Regions from separate parts of the Homo sapiens genome. Here regions 1 and 2 are each linked to region 3. The links are chromatin loops, found by intact Hi-C in ENCODE. Cell type or tissue: IMR-90. All regions are shown on one strand. Each heading gives the region's core, and the rest is flanking DNA. Links, peaks and the distances in the headings are about the cores only.

The links. Peaks named below come from ENCODE experiments on the same cell type or tissue, not always from the same donor. Only the 100,000 strongest peaks of a DNase experiment are listed, where the experiment ranks them.
Region 1: a loop joins it to region 3, with 11 times the contacts of the local background. A loop is called at or near these places in 6 of 110 quality-filtered maps.
Region 2: a loop joins it to region 3, with 2.2 times the contacts of the local background. A loop is called at or near these places in 3 of 110 quality-filtered maps.

What each region holds. Positions count from the first base shown.
Region 1 is chr13:49,667,470-49,672,733 of GRCh38, forward strand. EBPL (EBP like) reads right to left here. Exons shown (of 4, transcript NM_032565.5): 2 at 2,308-2,377. Among named protein-coding and RNA genes, the nearest start is that of EBPL, 21 kb to the right of the region's middle. In IMR-90, for the core only: a CTCF peak has its summit at 2,446 (motif pointing right); a DNase peak (open chromatin) is centred at 2,452.
Region 2 is chr13:50,220,165-50,225,653 of GRCh38, forward strand. The region is part of intron 2 of DLEU1 (deleted in lymphocytic leukemia 1); the gene reads left to right. LOC124900337 (a long non-coding RNA gene) reads left to right here and starts at 2,674. Exons shown (of 2, transcript XR_007063796.1): 1 at 2,674-4,213. In IMR-90, for the core only: no CTCF peak of the experiment used is centred there; a DNase peak (open chromatin) is centred at 2,537; H3K4me3 peaks cover 271 bases; H3K27ac peaks cover 292 bases; H3K27me3 peaks cover 538 bases.
Region 3 is chr13:50,529,497-50,534,985 of GRCh38, forward strand. No RefSeq gene overlaps it. Among named protein-coding and RNA genes, the nearest start is that of DLEU1-AS1, 4.8 kb to the left of the region's middle. RefSeq lists enhancers at 1-535, 1-164, 165-853. In IMR-90, for the core only: a CTCF peak has its summit at 2,606 (motif pointing left); a DNase peak (open chromatin) is centred at 2,625; H3K27ac peaks cover 133 bases.

The DNA.
Region 1 (5,264 bases), core at 1,373-3,872, 860 kb before region 3:
CAGAACACAGGTCATCATCAGAAGGTCCTGCCCTAGACACACGGTATCAGAATCTGCATTTGAGTAAGATTCCCAGGTGATCTGGGGCACTTTGGAGTCTGGGAAGTACTACTTGCTTTACATTATCTACTGGATTTTTACTTTCATGAAAATAAAGGACACCTTCAATAAATGAGTTTTTACTGCGTTTTGGTTTTTAGAAATACGGTCTTACTGTGTTGCCCTGGCTAAATTCAAACTCCTGGGCTCAAATAATCCTCCTGCCTCAGCCTCCCAAGTAGCTGGGGCTCCAGGCTCGTGCCACTGCACCCAGCTAGTTTTCACTTCTTTAAGGTGCATAATGTAAACGTGAAGATGATAGAGAAAGCCTGTGTTAGACATTTGCATTTCATGGGATTGAGCCAAATCTGGGCTGTTTGCTTTCTCTCATGCCAGGCAGGGCAGCCAGGGGAGGAGGTGTCAGCATGGCATCTGGCAAAGGGGAGAAGAGGACACTCAGCAGGGAGGAGCCATGACTCAGGCTGGGGTCCGTCAGCCTCTGGGCTTCACCAGCAATCCCCAGGCAGAGTTTAATGCAGCCAATCAAAAGTGCATAGCTGCATTCAGCTGAGCCCTGGATCTGAAGTGGCTCTACTCTGGTCAAGGGGGCTCAAACTCCTTGGCTAGGACTTGAGGCATCAAAGATGACACCTTTTCCTTTGGGAAGTACTAATGAGCCTACTCAATTCTCTAGATGTTTCCTAACACTAGTGGTAAACAGGAGTCCCCCACACAGATCCTAGCTGGAGATGATTTTAGAGTCACAAAGAAATGAGATATATGGGCCAGGCGCGGTGGCTCATGCCTATAACCCCAGCACTTTGGGAGGCCGAGGTGGGCAGATCACGAGGTCAGGAGATCGAGACCATCCTGGCTAACATGGTGAAACCCCGTCTCTACTAAAAATACAAAAAAATTAGCTAGGCGTGGTGGCGGGCGCCTGTAGTCCCAGCTACTCGGGAGGCTGAGGCAGGAGAATGGCGTGAACCTGGGAGGCGGAGCTTGCAGTGAGCCGAGATGGTGCCACTGTGCTCCAGCCTGGGGGACAGAGCGAGACTCGCCTGAAAAAAAAAAGAAAAAAAAGAAATGAGATAAATGATGCAAAGTTTCAGAAGCAAAACCTGAAAGCAGTTATCCTGAGAAAGGCAGTTTTATAAAGTGGTAAAAAAAAATACCTGTTGGTATTGACACAGTACATGGTAGAATATCAATGCTAATTGAATATTGACTGACAATGAGCATGAAGACTTTTGGAAAGGATCTACAAGACCACAAATATATATGTACAATAAAAAGAAAGTTGATATTAAAAGTATGGGAAAACCACCCAGTTTAAACCCCACAAGCTCTTCCATCTGCACTCACTACCAACATTTTTTTTTTTTTTTTGAGAGGGAGTCTTGCTCTGTCACCCAGACTGGAGTGCAGTGGCGTGATCTCGGCTCACTGCAAGCTCCACCTCCTGGGTTCACGCCATTCTCTTGCCTCAGCCTCCCAAGTACCTGGGACTACAGGGGCCCGCCACCACGCCCAGCCAATTTTTTATATTTTTAGCACAGACAGGATTTCACCGTGTTAGCCAGGATAGTCTCCATCTCCTGACCTGGTGATCTACCTGCCTCAGCCTCCCAAAGTGCTGGGATTACAGGCGTGAGCCACCATGCCCGGCCATTCACTACCAACATTTTTTATTTTATGTATTGTTTTTTAGAGATGGACTCTTGCTCTGTCGCCCGGGCTGGAGTGCAGTGGTGCAACTGTGACTCAATGCAGCCTTGAACTCCTGGGCTCAAAAGATTCTCCCGCCTCAGCCTCCTGAGTAGCTGGGACTACAGGTGTGCACCACCACACCTGGCTCATTTAAAAAACTTTTTTTAAAGATAGGGTCTTGCTATGTTGCCCAGGCTCAAATATTGTTTAATATAATAGCTTTATTAAGATGTAATTCACATGCCACACAATCTACCTATTTAAATAATTGGTTTTAGTAGAATCACAGGTTTGAATCACCACAATCTAATTTTAGAACATTTCATTACCCCAAAAAGAAATCCGTGCCCATTAGCAGTCACTCCTCATTTCCCCCCAACACCCCCACCCCTACCCTCATTCCCACGCAACCAGTAATCTACAGTATCTCTACAGACTCACCTATTCTGGACATTTCATATAAATGAAGTCATACAGTATATAATAGAGGCGTTTGACAGTCACACTTGCAATAAACCTCCTCCAACATTTCAAACGCAAACGTTTTTAATTACTTACATAAAGAAGCAATCAAGCCATCGGAATTTGCAACGTTTCCTACTAAAGACAAGTAGACAAAAGGGCCTTCCTAGAGAGGAGAAAATGAAGACATGCTCTAATACAGCATCACAACCACAGGATGGCACTGTAGACACATGGCATTGCCTGGCTCCATCCCCCACCCTTCTCCATGGCTCACATCCTGGCCACAGCCTGGAAACATCCATACAACCTTGTGGGATACAATCTTGGGACCTGGTTACCTGGACCTTGGAAATGGGTATGTCTCACCCTAATGTACAATTAATGTTGTTTTTCAATGATTGGCACTGTAAAAGCAGAGATGTGTTCTTATGTGGAAAAAGTGAAATTTTTGCATAAGAGTTTAACTACTGTATTAAATAGAGTAAGCTCTAGATTATTCCAGGGATCTTAAGTCTTTGCGGAGAACCCCACAGAAGTTCACTTTTTTTTAACTCAAAAAAATCTAAGATCTTAAAGAGAAAGGCAATCAAGTTTATACCAGCATTGAGCAATCCTCCCCCCTTCTCCTATATAAGGGCAAGTTTAGGAAGATTTAAAACAGTTACAGGCTACATTTAACATTCAGGTAATAAAATATCTGCAATTACAGTTAGTATTTTCCCATCACTGAAGTGCTTCTTTGCCTAAGATTTCTAAAACTAAACAGCTAGAAGCCACTGGGATATGTAATTGTCATGTTGCTCCTTTGAACAAATTTTGCTGCTGGTCAATAAAACTTTTTTCTCATTCCTTTTAAACAATCATTTGTATGACATTAAAACTGGGTCCTGCCACCCCAGAGGTCACCACTCTCAATCACATCTCTTTGCAGTTCCCGCGGTGATTTCATAATATACTTACACTGCTATTTCCTTCGACTACTAGCAGGAAAAGCTATTGTTTGATTGATACTCCTTCCTCTCCCGTTTCCAGTCCTTCGAGTTTCTGATATATTATTCTATTACTTACACAAATTTGTAACTTAAGTAAAAAAACTGAAAACCTCAGCTCACTCACTCATCAATTTTGTGCAGTCTCTGGGCTTCTAAACCACGAAAGAGTATGACAGCCTCTACCAGGCTCCCCGCACCCTGTTCCCAACTCTCAATTTCTGTCCAGTTTGCTTGTGCATTGTTGAGACTGATTACATGTCCTTTCTTGTTCTCTAAACATATTTGTTTTCCCTGTTTTATCTGTAACTGGATTCTAAAAGCTGAAAAAGCCAATTAACAGCATTTACAATGTTGTGATTATGGAAACAGCGTTCACTGTAATGGGCCACAATTTCTTTCCTTAGGGATCCCGTATCCTGACTCCTGTGTCATTTAAGGATAATGCTGCAAATGAAGTATCCTTTGTTTTCTTTTTCTGAGATAGTCTCACTCTGAAGCTGAAGATAGGCTGGAGTGTGGTGGTGCAACCTCAGCTCACTGCAACCTACGCCTCCCGGGTTCAAGCGATTCCAGTGCCTCAGACTCTCAAGTAGCTGGGACCACAGGCGTGTGACACCACATTCAGCTAATTTTTGTTATTTTTAGTAGAGATGGGATTTCACCATGTGGGCCAGGCTGGTCTTAAACTCCTGGCCTCAAGTGATTTCCCCACCTCGGCCTCCCAAAGTGCTGGGATTACAGGTGTGAGTCACCGTGCCAGGCTCCAAAAATCATATCCCTTAAAGGACATTAAAAAAATCATATGAGAAAAATAGCTGTGTTTTTAACAAATAAGTACTCCCCAGTCCACTTACTTTGCAACACTTTATTTTTACCAGCCAATTTTTTATTTTTAGCAGAGCCATAGGGTGAAATCCATACCACTTCCTTGCTCTGGCCTGAGAACTTTCTACACAAAGCACATCCACTGGGCTGGCCAGTGGGGCAATGGGGCTGGACTGGATTTGACCCTCTCTAGGCCTCAGGCCATCTATCTGTAAGATGAAGGACTTCCTTCCTATAGATTGTAAATCTCATCCTAAAACGAAATGCAACCTCCACTGGCGACCTCTTTCACTGGACCCATTAGTAAGATGTGGAGTCTGACACCAGGTTGCAGACCTTTCCACAGAAGCAACTCTGGGTAAGAGCAAGATGGGGAACTGGAAATCAGTAACATGCAGGAACCTATGAGTCTATAACAAATCCGTTTCCTTTTACATCTACTTGTTGAAGCTCTACTCATTTTTCAAATCCCAGCCCTAACCCCCTTCTTCAAGAAACCTTCTTTGACCTCCTAGTGAGAATTAATATCTCACTCTCCTAAATCTCCCATGTGGCTAAGTTTGTTTCTGTAACCAGCAGCTATCTGCTCGCTATGGACCCCCAGCTCCCATTGGATCACACATCATTGGGATCTGGAATACTGTCATCTCTACCTTAGAATCCCCAAGAAACATGACATTTGTGTTCCGTGTTTGCTAACCTTGAATTAAGTTCATACAACAAATTACTTATAAAGAAGGATGCCCTGAAGAGGCTTTTAGACTGCCCTATCTCTTACTGTATTAATGTCCTAAATGTAAAGATAGTATAATACATATCAAGTGTAACGAATATTCATGCCTTCAAATGCTGATCAGGTGTCACCTCCTCCAGGAAGCAAGATTTTACTATTCTCCTGCTGGGAGGTCAGTGCCCTCCTACACAGAAACTTGCTCACTTGTCTCTTCCCAAAACTGCCAGTTCTCTGAGGGCCAATTCTTTCTCTTTTATCTCTGTATTGCAAATGGCTAACACATAGAACATGCTAATAAGCGTTTCCTAAAAGAGTAAGAAATAAAAGGGATAATAGAAAACAAGACAGTTAAAAATAATAATAACAATAATAATAATCTGGTTAGAAGATGGGCAAAAGAAATGAATAGACATCTCACCGGAAAGTACATAAAGATGGCAAATAAGCACATGGAAAGATGTTCAACCTCATTAGCCACCAAGGAAACACACCTTCAAGCC
Region 2 (5,489 bases), core at 1,391-3,890, 310 kb before region 3:
TGGAATTAGATAGTGGTGACAGTTGTACAACTATATAAATGTATTAAAAACTACTGCATTGTATACTTTAAAGGGTCAGTTTTATGACATGTGAGTTATATCTCAATTTTTAAACAACCAATTGAGAGACAGTATACAAAATACCTGATCATTAATACTCAAAACTGTTAAGGTCATCAAAACCAAAGAAAACCTGAGAACCTGTCACAACCAAGAACAGCCAAAGGAAATGACAAAAAAATGAAATGTGGTATCCTGGATGGGATCCCGGGTTAGAAAAAGGACATTAGTGATAACTGAGGAATTTTGGGTAAAGTCTCTACTTTCGTTGATAATAATGCATCAATATTGGCTCATTAATGGTGACAAATAAACCATACTAAGGGGAAGCTCATGTAAGAGAACTGTGTACTACCATCACAATCATCTAAGTGTTCTAAAATAAAAAGATTGCTTAGAAAAAAGGCTGGCCAGGCGCGGTGGTTTGCACCTGTAATCCCAGCACTTTGGGAGGACGAGGCGGAGGACCACTTGAGGTCAGGAGTTTGAGATCAGCCTGACCAATGTGGTGAAACACCATCTCTACTAAAAATACAAAAAAATTAGCCAGGCAAAGTAGCAGGTTCCTGTAATCCCAGCTACTTGGGAGGCTGAGGCAGCAGAATGGCTTGAGGTGGGAGGTGAAGGTTGCAGTGAATTGAGATCACACCACTACACTCCAGCCTGGGCAACAGAGTTATCCCCGTTTAAAAAAAATAAATGACAGAGGAAAAATATAACTAAGAGCCTATTGTATTATTCGACATGAACTCCTCGAGATAAATACAATCTTGAAGCTCCTTCTAACTTTAGAAACCTGTGATTTCTTGCATAGTTTGGCTAGTTGAGTTTTGTACTGTAAGTTCCACCGGTCAGCTTCTCAGCCAGACTTGGGTAATTTATGTCCAGGGTGACAGGAAGCACTGAGGAAAGAGCGTTCTCATCAGTGGTGATGTAATAATATGTACACCAAACCCTCATGACACATGTTTATCTATGTCACAAACCTTCACATGTACCCCTAAACCTAAAATTAAAATTAGAAAAAAAAGAGTCTCTTTCTCAGACCCTTCCAAACCAACATGTGTGAAACATAGTGAGTTGTCCTTTTAAACTTTTATCATATCATGTAAAGGTGATGTACTCCACAAGTGGCAGGTATTTACTGAGTGCCTGTCATGTCAGGCATCTGGGAGAGACTAGGGTGAAGCCAGGCACAAAACCACACATTCAACAGTGAATTGCATGCATGATGTATTACCATTATTATAGTGAGTATGATGAAGAACAGGATGTTTTGAGAGCATATAACAGGATCTCACCTGAGTTGGCAATTGGGGAAGGTTTCTGAGGCAGGGCAGTGAAGCCAAGAGGAAGGACCTGTAGGAGAACCTTTGGTGAAGAGGAGGGATGGGCTTTTCCAGCAGGGGGAATGGCATTGGGATGTTCCCATGTCTGAAGGGGACAAGGAGTTGGGAGGAACTGACAAAAGACCACTGAGGCCTGAGGTGTGGAGGCAGGTGCTGCATGGGCAGTTGGAGAGGGAAGATGTGAGATTACTCTGAGAAGTAGAAAGGGAGCTAGGAAGGCATTGAAAACTTTTAAGCATGGCGGTGTCTGGGCTAGATATGTATTAAAAACAATACTCTGGGCCAGGTGCGGTGGCTCACACCTGTAATCCCAGCACTTTAGGAGGCTGAGGCAGGAGGATTGTTTGAGCCCTGGAGTTTGAGACCAGCTTGAGCATAACAGAGAGACCCTGTGGTGTGCACCTGTAGTCCCAGCCACTCGGGATGCTGGGAAGATCCTTTGTGACCAGGAGTTGAAGGCTGCAGTGAGCTGTGACCATGCTCCTACATACAGTGAGTATGACTGTACTCCTGGGTGACAAAATAAGACCCCATCTCAAAATAAACAAATGATACTCTAAATGCAACATATGGAATGGATTTTGGGAGCAGTGGTGGAGTGGGAGACCAGTTACAAGGCTAACTGAATAGCCTTTTAACCAGTTAAAAGGCTAACAAATACCAAAGGCAAAAAGTGATGGGGTGGTGGTGGGGGACAGAAGTTGAGTTGAGAACAAAATTAAGAGGTGGAATTAACAAAAAAGTTTATGGAGGATAAAGAATATAATTTATAGATGCTGATAAATACAGAGGTAGCTGTACTAAAAAAAAAACCTAAAGTATTTGTTAAAAAACAAAAGACAAAACCACCAACTAAAACAACCAACTAATCAACCTAAGATTAAATTAAAACCAAGACCCAGGTCTGGAAAAAAAAAAAAAGATCAGCTTTAACAAGTGAATACATGGTATTTTTAAAAACACGATTATTCCTTCAAAATAGTGCCTACAGTGTCTTTCAAAAAGTTGCCTTTCTCTTTTTCAAATCGTGTAAGATGTGTCATATAAGATTTGGGTGTTTTCCCTTTGCCGATGGTTGGAGAGTGGTGATGTGTCTTGCGAAATTAAACCACAGAGAACGTCGATTTGAAACTTTCGGAGTTTCGGAGAAACTGGCCCTAGCTCAGCTGCCAGTGACCAGTGAGATGGATTCAGAATGTTGTCCTAGTGAGGGTGCTCAGTGACAACGCAGGTCAGAGGCAGGGCCGGCTGCGACTCCACAGACAGACTCACAGCCACAGCGTCTACAATACACACAGCTGCTGCCTGGCTGCGTGACAAAGGTGTCTTGGCAGAAGCATTTTGGCTGTCTGAAATACAGCCTTTGCACAATCCTGAGACTATATTTTACAAGTTCATTTTCTAACATCCAGGCACGCTTTTATGGCATCTGGAGCATTTTGCTGAATGACTTGGTAGTGCACTGCTGACCAGACAGCACATTTCCAGATTTAGATTATAAGAGAAAAACAGCAAGTGGTAAGTTCAGCTGCAGGTCAATGGATACTTATACTACAGTTCCCTCACTGAGCACTGGGCTACTTTATCCCATGGGGACCAATCCTGTAAAGTGTATTCAACAGAGATGGCCCTAGGTGTTTGCTTTTATGGTTGTTAGCCACATTCACACTGGGAATGTGCTGTTATCACATTGTAAACATTATTCTTAATATCAGAAAGAAAACTGGGGAGAGTGTCAAGAATTGGCATGCACAAACTGATAGAATTGCCAGTGGACGTTCTTATTTTCTGAGCATTTATGAGCTGCAGGAGGTAGGTGCAGTCTGTAAAACAAAGGTGGTGAGAAACATTAACCATTTTTTATTGATTTTATTTCAAACTGTGTACATCTTACACGTTTTAGGTTCTTTGTAATGTTGGGATAATTTGGAGGGGACATAATGATGTTCACTGACAAATAGCTTTCTGAAAAAGTCAGGAGTTCATACATTATCCTGCATTGATGAAAGACTTTCAGCCTTTCAAAGCATTATTAGACTTACTACTTAAAATTTTTGCCCAGCTTGTTCAATTTTACTCTTAAGAAGAAGGGAGGGTTAAAAAAATAGTAGTATTAAATATATGAAATCTTAATTTTAAATGATGGCTGTCATCAAGTGTGCCCTCAATGAGAACAAACATTTTTATACATTTGTACTAGAGATGCCCAGTATTGCTTGCTCACCCTCAGTCCCTGTTGTCTTTAATAATCGTGTTATATACAACACAATTTCACCCTGTCTGTTCCTTCAGCCTACCCCTGTTCCATACCTTCCCCAGCTATTAGACTTGGGTGGTCCCTTGACTTCACATCCAGAAATGTCTACAGCTCAGACTGACCAGTTACCAGGTTCTGTGTGCACTGGCCTACACAGATATTATGAGTCCTTCAGAATCAGAAGATGGGAAACTGAAGCCTATGCCAGCCAACCAAAAAGGTCATAGGTAGACTGATAGCTAAGGCAGCCATTTTGGTCATGTGCAAGGTATCAGTTGGTAAAGGGAAAAAAATGAAACTCACATGTAGAGAGAGATGTGATTAAAGAAAGAAAAGAAGTAAGTAACTGCCTGGGATCCTGATAGTTTCTGAGCCAGACCTAGGCCATTTATCTTTAAAATAAATCGACTTTTTCCTTGAGGTAACCTGAATGAGGCTCAATCTTTACAGCCAAAGAAAAATTATCCTTATCAGTGATGTCTGCCTGGTGGCTGGTGAATGGTAAAAACTGGCAGGAGAGACCAATCCGATGGGAAATCAAGTTCAGGTAGGAAATTTGGTTTTAAACCATAGAGAATATTTAAGATTGCTACTTCCTTATTCAGACCTGGTCACTGTGGAGCAATCATCATTACTCCCATTTATCCAAGGCATAGCTGTACATAAGTTTTGTCTCACCTTGGGTGAGATTTCCTTAAAATAAAATACTATAATCATAATGGCTTACTTATGCTTTGGCTTTCATAAAACAAAACAACAACTATGCAAAACCTACCTGTGTCCTCTGTGGTTGGATTGAAAAAAAAGGGGGTAGGTTGTGAAATTAAGCTGAGGACGTGACCATGTGTCTGATGACTAAGATGGAACCCATGTAGGAGTTGAGTCAGTAATAACATGCCTCTTGCTGCAGCTCAAGTTGCCTGCAAACCCCCACGCTTTTTAGCAAATATTATTTTGAATGTCAGAGTGCACAGAGCCGTTCTCTAGGGTTGGGCTAAATTTGACTCTGTGGGAGAATAAACCTAGAATTCCAAATGTGGTGATCCCAACAGAGTATGTGATGCAAGACCAATTTTCCACTTGTGCCGGGTGGGTTTGTTCAAATCTCACACAGAAATGAGAGATGCCAGACGGGGTGTTGACTTGCCCCAAACATAAGGTAGTAATTTAGGTTTTATTTTAAATAAGAATTAGAGTCTGGGTAATCCAAAATTTTAATTTAGAAAGGAGCCTGGGAGAATGGCAGAAGACAAGAGCTAGGCAGCCCTGTGAAGAAGGGTTAGGAGTGGAGCGATGAGGCCTCGTGTGCTTCAGTCCAGTTCTGGAAGAGCTGATTTGTAGTAAAAAAGAGGCAACTCTAAATCTGTGTCTTAGCATGGTTTTGTAGAAAAGCCTAAAGGTGATTCTGGGTGCTGTGATTTGAGGTAGTAGTTTCTTTCTTTAATGTGCAGATAATAGAGTAAACTTTAATGATTAAAGCATTATAAGCTGACTGCAGTGTTTAAACACTGACCCAGTTTCAGCAGTGACCTAATAAGGGTGGCCTGGGAGAAGGGGGGGCTCAGGGGCAGCTTGGAAGAAATAGGTCAAAAGGATTTCTCCCAGTTCTTCTCAGGCAGACACAATGGGACTTGGCATTCTTTGTGCAAAGCCTGGCGGTTGCATGAAGAATTTTCTCCTGAAATGCTCCTCTATGCAATTTACTCTTGGTTCAAGTCGATGCTTGTGATGCTGGGTCATTCTTTTGGTTTGAGGAGGATGTAGTGTATTCATTCAACAAATATTTATTGAGCACCTACTATATCTGAGGTACCATGTGGATG
Region 3 (5,489 bases), core at 1,416-3,915:
CCTGCGGGCGCGGCTACCCCAGCAGGCTTGTCCGGGCATGTCCGCCCAGTTGACGCCAGGCCAAGTTTTACGGGAGGAATTGGCCTGTGTCTAAAGCTGGAGTTCAGCTTTGCTGACTATGGAGACTGATCTGTTGGTTGTCAGCAAAGAAAAGGTGGTTTCAAAAGAGCAGCAGAGGACTCTGTGCTAGTTGCTACTGGCCAGCTTTGACTCCGATTGGAAGCTTGAAAAACATAGATTGGAAGCTATGCAGAATATCCAGTGACAGAAATAAATCAGAGATTGCCAGGGGCTGAGGGTGAGAGGAAGGAGATTGACTTCAAAGGGGCACAGATAATTTCTCAGGGTGTCGGAAATATTCTGTCTTGATTGAGGTGGTGATTACTCGACTGTATATGCTTGTAAAAATTTGTAGAACTGTGTGCCTGAAAAGGGTGAATTCTACTGTATGTAAATTATAACTCGATAAACCTGATTTTTAAAAACACTGTAGTTTGGGAGGCCATATAAAACCAAATAACATTTTGAGTCATTAATGCCTCTTTAAGAATATTTTGGATTGATTTTTTTTATTAGATTAAAAAAATTCTTCATGGTAAATATTAATTAACCCTTTAAGAGCCAAGTGGAGGAGTGGAATCTGTATGTTTTAGAGTTGTTTGTTCTTTTTAGTTGGTCACTTTACACACTTAATTTTCAATTTTATTTAGAAAAAGAAGTTATGCTTATGAAGCATAAAAGCTGTAATTCCAAAAGTTGAATTGGTTTTGAGACCCCAAAGTCATGACTATGTAGAGAATTTCTAAATTCTTAAGGATAACCTATTTAGGAAAACCTAAGAAATCAACTATTACAACTAATGCTTCATTATGATACCTGGTTACAAAATATAAAAAATATCCATAATCAGATAATAATCGTAAAGAGGGAAAAGAGCTCTTTTACAACAGGGGAAAAACAAAGCAAAACAAGCAAGAATAAGAACAATAAAACCTGGAAACAAACTTGTTTGTTTATATAGGGCTTCTATCAATTTAGTTGTAAAACTTTAGTTAATATGAAATCAGGCTTGAATAAATTGAGACATATTTTATATTATTGGATGATGTCACTGTTCCTCAAATTGATGGTTAGGTCCAATATGATTCTAATCAAAATCCCAATTGGAATATTTTTGAATGAAAATGTGACTGTAAGGTTTATCTAGAATAATTTGTGGATAAAAATAACCAAGAAAGATTTATAAACAAATAAGGTAAACTGTACTTCAGGTGTTAAAAACCTGTTATAAAGCTTTAATAACATGATATTGGTATACAACTAGACAGAGAGAAGAGAATAGAGTCCCCAAACACACTCAAATACATATAAGAATTTAGTATTTGATGAAGACACTTCAAATTAGGGAAGGAAATGAAAGATTATGCCAGTGAATAGTGCTGGGGAAATTAATTCAGTTTTTAAGGGAAGGAGGAGACCCAAATCATATCCCTAAATAAATTCTGGATGAATTAAATAAATTTTAAAATATGAAAACACAAATGAGTAAAAGAAATTATGATAAGTATCTATCAACTCTCAATGTATGGAAGCACTTTTTAAACAAAAAGGTAGAGGAAGAATCTATAAAAGAGAAAACAGAATGTTTTTACATAAAAATTATAAACATATACATCAAAACTCATGATAAAGAAACATAAGGCAAAGAATAACTTGAAAAAAGGGCAAAATAGAAGACAAAGGTTAACATGGTTAATATGTGAAGAGCTTCCGAAGTCAATGATTAGAAGATAAATATCCTAAGCAGAAAAATTTTCAATATTCACAAAAAAGGAATTTGTACGAGCAGAAAAAAATTAGACAATAAATCATGAAAAAATTTCAGGCTCACTATTTATTTAAAAATAATTTTAAAAGACACAAATTTCTGTCCATTAAATTAGCAAATATTTTAAATTTCAAAAAACTTTGATAATTACATAGTTGGGTAAAAGTTCAAGATAAAGGAAAATCTCATCCACTGCTGGTGGAAGTATAACAATCTTTTAAATTTTCTGGTTAGAAATGTTGGCAATATGTATGTATTCAAAGACTTAAAGCTGTAAACAATATTTGACCTAATAATTCCTTCTTAAGGAATCTATCCTTACTTCGGATATATTTTTAGGAAATACAAGGATTTAGGTATAAGGATGTTTATTGCAGGGTTACTTGTGACTGAAAAATTCTAAAAATAGGTTTAATTACTGACAGCTCATCTGTAGGCATGGCAAACCACATTCTCAGGAATATTTAAGGCTTTAGAAAAAATATAAAAGGTAACATGAAGTGAAAAATGTAACGGCAAAGTTGCATGTACAGGAGAGCTGTGGGTGGGCTTGGCTATATATGTACGTACATGCATATATGTACACATACAGAAAAAAGACTGGAAGGATTTGTGTCGATGAAATGTTAATAGTGGTTCTTAGGATGGTGGAATGATTAGTGGGTTTTTATTACCTTTATGTGGCACTTTTTCAAATTTTCTGTAAAAAGGCTGTATTAACTTTATGATCAGAAGTATAAACATTAGTTTTGTAATTTTCTTTGCTATCAAGGGCTCCCTCTGCTGCTCACCTAAAAAATTATGAAGAGTTGGCTTCCTACTTCTCATTCCTGATTTTCCTCATCTCCTAATAGCCTCTGTTCTTATCTTGTGACCACTTTCCACTTATTTACCTTAGAAGCAGACTCGTCTAATTTGAGTATTTGGAATGATATGTCAAGTTCTAGACTTTGTTTTTAATTGAGATATAACTGACATACACTAGTCGTCCGTTTAAAGGGTACAATTCAGTGGCTTTTAAGTATATTCACAGAGTTGTGCAAATGTCACCATGATCTAATACCAGAATATTTCTGTCACCCCCAAAAGAAAACCTATGCTCATTATCAGTAACCCTTGATTACTTCTTTCCGCCATCCCTGGTAACCACTAAACTACTCTTAGTATTTATGGTGTTGGGTCTAAGAAAATGATACCCCACACAATGGTGCTTTGGCATACTGAACACTTTGAATTAAATGAAGATGGAGTACCTTAGAAGCTGTCTCAGAACCCAAAACATTTTAACCCTCTTTTGTTTCTTCTCCCCTGACTCCAAGAGCAAGGAGGGACTCTGTCTGGAATTTCCTTATCTAACTAAGGAAACTTCTCAAAAGACATGCAATTGTCTGAAGACTCACTCTCCAGGAATCTCATGAAATAATCCAGAAAGATTACCCACCTGAGAGAAGAAAAGACTATAAAAGTCATCACTACATGCAGTTAGACTTTTCATCTATTCTTTTGAGGGCAGGTTGGAGAGATTACCTAGGAGACTTTTTCTACATACTAAGACAACCTTTGTTCACAAGGCAGTTCCACCCCTCTCCTTCCCTTAACTTGCCAGTCCCATTCAGTTTCCTAAGATAATTATTTACAAAATAATATTTGCCTCCTGGGTGCATTCATTTCCTCTGAAAATCACTTACTACCCTTCTAAAATTTGTTACAGCTCCCAAGTTTTCTCTCCCCTATGAGGAGGACATTTAAACCTTAACCATATGGCCCTTTTTTGAGTCTCATGTTTTGTATGGCTCCCATGATTATGCATATTAATTAATGTGTAAACTTTTTCTCATGTTAATCTGTCTATTGTCACTTTATTTCAGTGAACCTTCAGAAAGGGCAGAAAGGAAGTTTACTTCTGCCTCTACAATGGATTTGCCTACTTTAGACATGTTTTCAAGATTTATCCACGTCATGGCATATACCAGAACTTCATTTCTTTTATGATTGAATAATATTACATGGTTTTAATATACTATATTTTGTTTATCTGTTCATCAATTAATAAATCTTTGGGTTGTTTTCACTTTTAGGCTATAATAATTAACGCTGTTAGGAATATTTACTTGTAAGTTTTTGTTATATGTTTTTAATTCTCCTGGGTAGATACTTAGGGATAAAATTGCTGAATTAGATTGTAACTTTATGTTTAGAAACTGCCCAACTGTTTTCCAAAGTAACTATCATTTTAATATTTCACCAGCATTGTATGACAGTTCTGGTCTTTCCTTATTTAAACTAATACTTAATTGTTGCCTTTTATTGTAGCTATCCTAGTAGATATGAAGTGTTATCTCATTATGGTTTTGATTTGCATTCTCTAATGACTAATAATATCAAGCATCTTTTCATGTGTATACAAGATATTTGTATATCTTCTTTAGAGAAATGTCTACTCAAATCCTGTGCCTATGTTTTAATTGGATAATTTATGTTTTTATTGTTGAGTTGTAATAGTTTTTAAATATATTCTGGATCCTAGACCTTTAACAGTACATGATTTGTAAATATTTTCTCCCATTCTGTGGGTTGGCTTTTCACTTCTTTATATTATCTTTTGAAGTACAAGTTTTTTATTTTGATAAAGTCCAGTTTATCTATTTTTTTCTTTTTTTGCTTGTCTTTTGGTGTCGTATCTAACAAACCATTGCCTAAATCTGAGGTCACAAATTTTACAGCTGTGATTTCTTCTAAGAGTTTTATGCTTTTAGCTTTCACATTTAGGTCTTTGATACATTCTGTGTTAGTTTTTGTATAGGGTAAGAGATAGGAATCCAATTTCATTCTTTTATATGTGTATATGTGTATCTCCCATTTTTGCAGCACCATTTGTTTAAAAGACTATTGTTTCCTCCTTTGAACTGTTCGGACATTCTTGTCAAAAATCAGTTGACCATAAATGTATGAGTTTATTTTCAGACTCTCAATCCTATTCCATTGATAAATATGACTATCCTATGCCACTACTGTACAATCTTTATTGCTGTAGCTTTGTGCTGTAGATATCAAAATCAGTAAGTGTTAGTTCTTTAACTTTGGGTTTTTTTTTTCAGATTATTTTTGTTATTCTGGACCCCTTGCATTTCCACATGAGGTTCAGTATTAGCTTATACATTTATACAAAAAAGGCAGCTGGAATTTTGATGGAGACAGTGCAAAAACTCTAGACGAATTCAAGGAGTTTGTTATCTTAACAATATTAAGTGTTCCAATCCGTGAACCCAAGATGTATTTCCAGTTATTTAAGTCTTCTTTAGTTTCTTTCAATAACATTTTATAGTTTTTAGTATGCTAGTCTTGGAATTATTTTGTTAAATTTATTCCTAATTATTTTATTCTTAAAGCTGTTATAAATGAAATTATTTTAATTTTATTTACTGGTTGTTCATTGCTGGTGTATGAAAATACAATTGAGTATTCTGTATTTCTCCTGTATCCTTTAACCTTGCTAAACTGGCTTATTAGACTTTCGTGAATTCCTTAAAATTTTCTATATAATGTCATTGGCAAAGAGATAGATTTACTTCTTCCTTTTCAATTTGGCTGCCTTTATTTATTTTTCTTCACTAATTGCTCTGGCTAGAGACTCCAATACAGTGTTGAATAGGAGAGGCTA